Regions from separate parts of the Homo sapiens genome. Here region 1 is linked to region 2. A link is a contact called in ENCODE Hi-C or POLR2A ChIA-PET data. All regions are on one chromosome and are shown on one strand. The core of a region is the stretch at or near the end of the contact, and the rest is flanking DNA. Distances in the headings are between cores, read along the strand shown.

Region 1 (3,931 bases), core at 569-3,068, 2.3 Mb before region 2:
TTGTGGGGGCTTTGTGATATGGCTTTAAAAAAATCTTGTAATTGCCAGGCGTGGTGGCTCACACCTGTAATCCCAGCACTTTGGGAGGCCGAGGTGGGTGAATCGCCTAAGGTCAGGAGTTCGAGACCAGCCTGACCAACATGGTGAAACTCCGTCTCTACTAAAAATACAAAAACTAGCTGGATGTGGTGACGCGTGCCTGTAATCCTAGCTACTCAGGAGGCTGACGCAGGAGAATCACTTGAACCTGGGAGGCAGAGGTTGCAGTGAGCCAAGATTGTGCCATTGCGCTCCAAAAAAAAAAAAAAAAAGACATTAACATAAATTTAAATATTTTATAATGACAATCCACATTAACTACTTAAAGCATAAGCTATTTTCCAGGAGAGGCAGCAAGTGCATTCTACTCCCATGCCCAAGAAGAAAGGAGCGTGACTTTGGTGGGAGTACTAGGAGTTTCTACTGGAGCACTTGCCCGCAGAGTGAGAAACGTTCCTAGAGAGGAAGTTATACCTGCTGTGGAATTTAAGAGAATCTTGTCATATTTTGACAAGTTTTTTGAGATGGAAGTCTCACTCTGTCGCCCAGGCTGGAGTGCAGTGGCGCAATCTCAGCTCACTGCAGCCTGCACCTCCTCGGTTCCAGCTATTCTCTTGTCTCAGCCTCCTGAGTAACTGGGATTACAGGCGCCCGCCACTACGCCTGGCTAATTTTTGTATTTTTAGTAGAAATGGGGTTTTACCATGTTGGCCAGACTGGTCTCAAACTCCCGACCTCAGGTGATCTGCCTGCCTCAGCCTCCCAAAGTGCTGGAATTACAGGCGTGTGCCACTGCGCCTGGCTAATTTTTTTTTTTTTTTTTTTTTTTTTTTTTTTTTAGTAGAGACGGTGGTTTCACCATGTCATCCAGGCTGGTCTCAAACTCCTGACCTCAGGTGATCCACCCACCTTGGTCTACCAAAGTGCTCGGATTACAGGCATGAGCCACCAGGCCCAGTCAACGTGATGTGTTTTGGAACCCTGAATTCCTTGGCTTGCCCGGAGGGTTTTCTTTTTGTTAATATCTTTGCTTGCTTTCTAGTATTTAAAAAATTGTGTTTTGCTCTAACTATGCAATGGCTTTAAGTCTTAGACAAATTTCCAGGGAGCAAAACACACTCAACCATTTCATAATAATCAGAAGAGAGCTCTGATCAATAAATAAGCAAGACTGAATTTTACAAAATAATCCAAAGTTTAAAACCAAAGCCCACTTTTTGCATGATCCTTTAAGAGAAAGAAATCTGGAAGCAAAACACCTTATAAAATGACAATGCACTTTCAGGAGCCCAGGGCACTGTGGTGAAATGATGATGGCTAGTACAGGTTATAAGCCTTGGGGAATTATTTATGAATTCTCAGGATCCTTCAGTTCGCCGCATCCTTCTCCATTATTTGAATATTGGAGGCTGCCTGACCAGAATCTTGTCAGGACTTTGCTCCTTCATCCCAGGTGGTCCCGGCTGACTCCTGAGGACGTTACAGCCCTGAGGGGAGGACTCAGCTTATGAAGTGCTGGGTGAGACCACTGCCAAGAAGTGCTTGCTCACCCTACCTTCAACGGCAGGGGAATCTCCCTCTCCTTTTATGGGCGTAGCTGAAGAAAGGATTCATAAATGAAGTTCAATCCTTCTCATCAACCCCAGCCCACACCTCCAGCAATTGAACTTGAAAAAAAAAACCTGGTTTGAAAAATTACCGCAAACTATATTGTCATCAAAAAAAAAAAAAAAAAAAAACACTTCCTATATTTGAGATGAGAGAAGAGAGTGCTAGGCAGTTTCCTGGCTGAACACGCCAGCCCAATACTTAAAGAGAGCAACTCCTGACTCCGATAGAGACTGGATGGACCCACAAGGGTGACAGCCCAGGCGGACCGATCTTCCCATCCCACATCCTCCGGCGCGATGCCAAAAAGAGGCTGACGGCAACTGGGCCTTCTGCAGAGAAAGACCTCCGCTTCACTGCCCCGGCTGGTCCCAAGGGTCAGGAAGATGGATTCATACCTGCTGATGTGGGGACTGCTCACGTTCATCATGGTGCCTGGCTGCCAGGCAGGTAAGGGCCTGTGGGTGCCCCCGGAATTCCGGGAAGGCTGATGGGCATCCCTCTTCCCAGCCACAGAACCAGAGGGAGTCCCCAGGTAGATGGTTCCAAGAAGGGAGTTGAATCTTGGGTTCCACCTCTTGCCTGTGACCCACGGGGACCCCAGTTTATGCCTCACTGTTCCTTGGTCTGTCAAGAGAGCCTGAAATAGCATTAGGTTCTCCTGTCCTTCTCAGTCCTTGACAATTAATTCTGGGAAGAATAGTGTGGCATGATATTTGGGATATTTGGATGTTAACAGGGTCCCGATGAGCAGGTTTCTCAAGAAATTATCTTTTATTCTTCAATGAATTTCCTTTTATTCTCTGCACTCCCACCCCCCAACTAAGAAGCTATCAGGAAGCTCTTTAAGTTCAGGTTAATTTGCTGGAGACATGAGTACTCATATATCAAACACTGGGAGAATTTAAGATCTCAGAAAAGTTTAGCTTCAAGGATGTATACACTGCTTTTACGTCTTAGGAAATAACACCTAGGAATTTCCTTACAAGTGCAACTTTACAGAAATTTTTAAAAATATGCATACTCACTTTTAGAACATTACTACTTCTCATAATCCTATGTATATACATGATATGTATATGTATACGTGTTTATATATGCAAATTTTAAATTTCATTCCTTGTTTCAAATGGATTTTCTCGAAGATTTTTTTTTTTTGACACTGTCTCTGTCAGCCAGACTGGAGTGCAGTGGCGCGATATTGGCTTACTGCAACCTTCGCCTCCCAGGCTTAGCGATCCTCCCACCTCAGCCTCCTGAGTAGCTGGGACTACAGGCATACGCCACCACACCTGGTTAATTTATTTTTTTGTAGAGATGGGGTTTTTGCCATGTTGCCCAAGCTGGTCTTGAACTCCTGGGCTCAAGTGATCCACTCACCCTGGCCTCCCATACTGCTGGTACTACAGGCATGAACCACCGTGCCTGGCCAATATTTTTTTTTAAAGAAATAAAAAACCACCAACTTCTACCTCAAACCACTCTTCCTAATTGAGTGTGAATTTTCTAATAATGTCTTCCCTTTGCTTACTCAGGAAGACAGATAAGAAAGTTTATAGTGTTTTTTGAAAGTCTATAATGGCAACAAGTAGAATGCTAACTGGCTGTAGAAAGAATTTATTAAGAAATGAAACATAATGATGCATTTCAGGAGTCTGCTTGCTTGTTTAGGGGAAGTGCCCAGTCATGCTGGGCTGTGTACTGGCCCAGATGTAGGAGTGTCTTTAAAGAGGGCATTTTATTTACTTATTACATTTTTATTTATTTTTTTTTTACTTTTTGAGACAGAGTCTCACTCTGTTGCCCAGGCTGGAGTGCAGTGGCGTGATCTCAGTCCACTGCAACCTCCACCTCATGGGCTCAAGTAATTCTCGTGCCTCAGACTCCTGAGTAGCTAGGTTTACAGGTGCGTGCACCACCACGACCAGCTAATTTTTGTATTTTTAGTAGAGATGGGGTTTCACCATATTGGTCAGGCTGGTCTCAAACTCCTGACCTTGTGGTCCACCAGCCATGGCCTCCCAAAGTGCTGGGATTACAGGTGTGAGCCATCGCGCCTGACCTATGTGTTTTATTTTAATAGGTTTTGGAGGACAGGTGGTGTTTGGTTACATGAATAAGTTCTTTAGTGGTGATTTGTAAGATTTTGGTGCACCCATCACCTGAGCATGTATGCTGTACCCAATGCGTTGTAAGATTTTGGTGCACCCATCACCTGAGCATGTATGCTGTACCCAGTGCGTAGTCTCTTTTCCCTCACCCACCTCGCACCCTTTCCCCTGAG
Region 2 (3,847 bases), core at 748-3,247:
AGGGAAGCATTGGTTACAGCATAAATAATAAACAAGGCCACAGCCGGAGCCAGAACTGCTCACCAAAAGTTTCTTTTTTGGTATGAAAACTATGAGTGAATTTTCCCTAAGAACTTTCTGGCAACATGTACAAATAAAGCCACATCCACGGTGACAAATTGTGCTGGTTAGAGTTTAGCAGATGACACTCTTGTTATTGAAACAGGAACTGACTCAGCCTCAGCAGCTACAGATCATATATTTTATTCCGTTGTGTTGTCTCATTTGAAAAAAAACCTATCACATGGCAACACTGTTTGTTTTCTAAATAATACATTTTCTTCAGAGAAACATGTAAAATACAGATAAAGCCTTTGAGATCTTAATGAACGTTTTCTAGGAACCAGGAGATAATTTATCAGTTAATACGCCAATATTTAAATACTGCAAAATATGTTTTCACAAATATAATAAAATCAAATGAGTATTTTTCAATGAAAGTAAATACATGTTTAATGTTTTTGAAGGGCATAGATTCTAGTGTTTGAATCTGGTTGTAAAACCGTTTATAACACTGAATAGTAGCATTACTGCTATTAACTAAAAATGGATTTTTTTAAACACATTATAATGTACTTTTTAAGGATTTTATTAACTTCAGAAATTTTGTTCATTATGACCAGGGCTGGGCTGAAGTTTGTCTTTGTCTATTAAGCTTTGACATCTACACAGTGCAAATTGATAATCTAAAAAATGTATCTCAGGACAAGTGCTTAAAACACTTAAAGTTTCAGGTATCCACCCAAGGCGATTTGCCTGCTGCATACTGAGAATCTGTTTACAGTTCACGGGCTACTCCAGAACAATGCCTGTGCTGCTGAACAGTGCTGAAAATACATAGAGAAAGATCATTTAAATTCTATGATGAGATATTCACTAGTACACCCACCCAGACTTCAATGATTCAAATAGCAAGGCTTTCCTGTCTCCGTAGTTAGACGTGTGACATTTCTTGCAATCATGGGCTTCCCTAGTGAGATCAGTCTCTGCCTGAGGTACCGTTTATTTTGTAACGGGGTCTCCCACTGCTGGAAACTATTGCAAGACCACGAAAGATCAGAGACCCAGGGAGGTGATGGCTGTGGCCTCTACGCACAGAAGCCACAGAGGCCTCCCTGAGGCTGAGACTGTGTCAGAACCAGGCCCAAACCCACAGCACATCTTCCTTGCCCGCTGGCTTCTCTCTGTAAACACAACTCCCTTTCTGTGGCTCAATTATCTGCAGTATACGCAGCCATTAGAAAGACATGGACTTTTTTTTTGTTTTTCTGCTTTTCCCTCCATAAATCTCAGAATGAATAGTTTCCATCTGTAATTGTTGGTTTTATATTTTTAAATAGTGAACTAAGAAACATAATGTCTCATTATCTCTGAAATGATTCGAGCATTTGCTGCGTGCAACTCTGTCGATAACAGCACAATACAGTCATTTTACTTTGTCTGGGGGAGGGGAGACGCTTCAAGAAAGTTCCTTTTTTTTCCTCTACTAACTCTGTATTGCTAGTTATCTGCTGTTTCCACACTCTGCATAGATCTAATTTAGGTATTTAAAAAAAAAAAAAAGATACTCCAGACATTATCGTGGATTGGCAGTTTAGAAAACACATGTGGCTTCAAGCCTTCTTTGCAGATCTGAAGCAAATTATTTCTGTAAATGTGTGAAAAGTTGACTTTCCTAAAAAATGGCTTGTGGTGCATATGTGCTCAAATCTATTCAGAAAAACCACAGCGCCTGACATTTCTTCTCCATTATTTTCCTTGAGACATGAAGAGTCTTGTATAATTTTAGTTTTTTTTTAATGACAGATTCCGTCAATTTGCTTTTTAGAGTAACGTGTTTTCTTGTGCTCTGTCATGTAAGATTTTACCTGAAAGCACTGAGGAAGCAACTCTCTGCCCTGCCATCTGGTGAGGGCTTCTCGACTCATGAGAGTGACTCGGGATTTCTCACCAGAGGCTGGAGTCACTGTGGGAATGCGTTCATTTCACATACGGCCAGTCGCACCTTCACATTTTCACACTACTATGACAACATGCTACTTTAAAGCACCTTTTTTTTTTTTCTTGGTCAGGCAGTTCTGGGATTTAACTCCTAAGCACATGCTGCATTTGAACAAGATAACCTTTTAAAATAGTGTTATAAATAGCACATCACCAAGCGGATTTTCTTTCAATCGCACGGTATCTGAGGACAGGAAATTCTAGCCAAATGTTTACTGTCTACTCAGTCCCCAAAGTTAATCATTAAAACTAAGACCTGGCATGTTTTTATTAATCTGTTAATCACAACAATACTTTATTTGAAAATAAATCTAAAGCTTTTAGGTTGGCGCAAAAGTATTTGAGGTTTTTGCGTTAAAAGTAATGGCAATTATCAACCTGATAACTCATGCAGGGTATAATTTGCCTTCAGCCAGCTGACAAACTCCAGCATCTCATGAACTAGTGGCCACAGTAGCCACGAGACCCTCTTGGGTATGAACGAGTGTGCTTGTGTTTGTGCCTGTGTGTCTGTGTCTGTGTGTGTTTGTGTCTGTGTGTGTGTGTCTCTGTGTGTCTGTATATATTAGTGTTTGTGTGTGTCTCTGTGTGTGAATGTGTGTGTCTGTGTGTGTCTATGTATATGTGCGAACATGTGTATGTGTGCCTCTGTGTGTATGTGTTAGTGTGTGTATGTGTCTGTGTGTCTCTGTGTGGGTAAGTTTGTGTGTGTTGTGTCTTTTGTGTGTGTTGTGTCTGTGTATGTGTGTGAATATATATGTGTGTGCCCGTGTGTATGTGTCAGTGTGTGTATGTGTCTGTGTGTCTCTGTGTAAGTCTGTGTATGATGTGTGTGTTGTGTCTGTTGTGTGTGTCGTGCCTATGTATGTGTATGAACGTGTGTATGTGTGCCTCTCTGTGTATGTGTTAGTGTGTGTATGTGTCTGTGTGTCTCTAAGTTTGTGTGTGTCTGTGTATGTGTGTGAACATGTATATGTGTGCCTCTGTGTGTGTCAGGGTGTGTATGTGTCTGTGTGTGTCTCTGTGTGTTTGTGTGTGTTGTGTCTGTTGTGGGTCTGTGTGAGTATGTGTCTCCACTCCCAACCAAGACGTTTTCTAGGGGAGGGGGAACCAAGCCGAGAAGTCTGTGAAGATAGTCTATGTTTGAGACCAGGTGGGAAGAACAAGTGCCGAGTCAAAAGGAGGGGTTGAGCGGAACTTCGGGGACACAATCCAGCTCACTGTCCCCCACCCAAGACCAGGAAGTCACCGCTGTTGAGAGGGACATTTTGGTAGATCCCCAGGACTTGTGGGCAACTCAAGGACAATATGTGACCCGGTGGATGGATAACCCAGTAGAGATGGACATGTAGAAAACAGAACCAAACCAAGTGCCCGTCCTCCAAGTATTCGCCCCAGCTCTTCACCCTCATGGCACCCAAGGGAAGAAAAACCCACCGCTGTCAGCAGGTGACACCACCACCCAGTTTCACATCTGCAGGACCTTCCAGAGGAGCCATTTGTCACCATGATGTGAAAAAACAACAGAAAAGAGCATTTACATTTACTAGAGCTTCTATGATGTGCTGAGCGTGCATCATTTCCCTTAATCCTAAACCAATCCTGCCAGGTCGGCACGTCTCTAGAAGAAATTAAGAGTTGGGGAACATGTCTGCCCTCGGGCGGCTGGTCAAATGGCAAAGATCAGCCTCAAGTCCAGGCTGGCCTTCAAAAGCAGGTCCTGTTTTGATGGCACCGAATGACATTGAATAATGACATCAGTTTAATGCCTGTTATGAGAGGTGATGGATCCCAGGCCCCACAGGCG

Evidence for each region. Hi-C counts contacts between places; a loop is a spot of excess contacts on that map. ChIA-PET counts read pairs that join two places held with the same protein, here RNA polymerase II (POLR2A). Pooled maps may share reads with other maps.
Region 1: a pooled map shows a loop between it and region 2 (5-fold over the local background). The contact joins the promoter of IL2RA here to the enhancer-like site in region 2. A Hi-C loop is called at or near these places in 1 of 37 single-sample maps with no recorded cell type and 8 of 50 pooled maps. POLR2A ChIA-PET finds 5 or more read pairs at or near these places in 1 of 52 experiments (activated CD4-positive, alpha-beta T cell).

What each region holds. Positions count from the first base shown.
Region 1 is chr10:6,060,254-6,064,184 of GRCh38, reverse strand. IL2RA (interleukin 2 receptor subunit alpha) reads left to right here and starts at 1,818. Exons shown (of 8, transcript NM_000417.3): 1 at 1,818-2,097. The coding sequence starts at 2,034. RefSeq lists a cis regulatory region at 1,435-2,065 and an enhancer at 2,058-2,107.
Region 2 is chr10:3,801,726-3,805,572 of GRCh38, reverse strand. No RefSeq gene overlaps it. Among named protein-coding and RNA genes, the nearest start is that of KLF6, 18 kb to the right of the region's middle. RefSeq lists enhancers at 1,433-1,744, 1,841-2,152 and a cis regulatory region at 1,906-2,073. Within about 2 kb of position 1,997, at least 10 of the 41 ENCODE cell types and tissues checked have a DNase peak (open chromatin) inside an H3K27ac peak, as active enhancers do.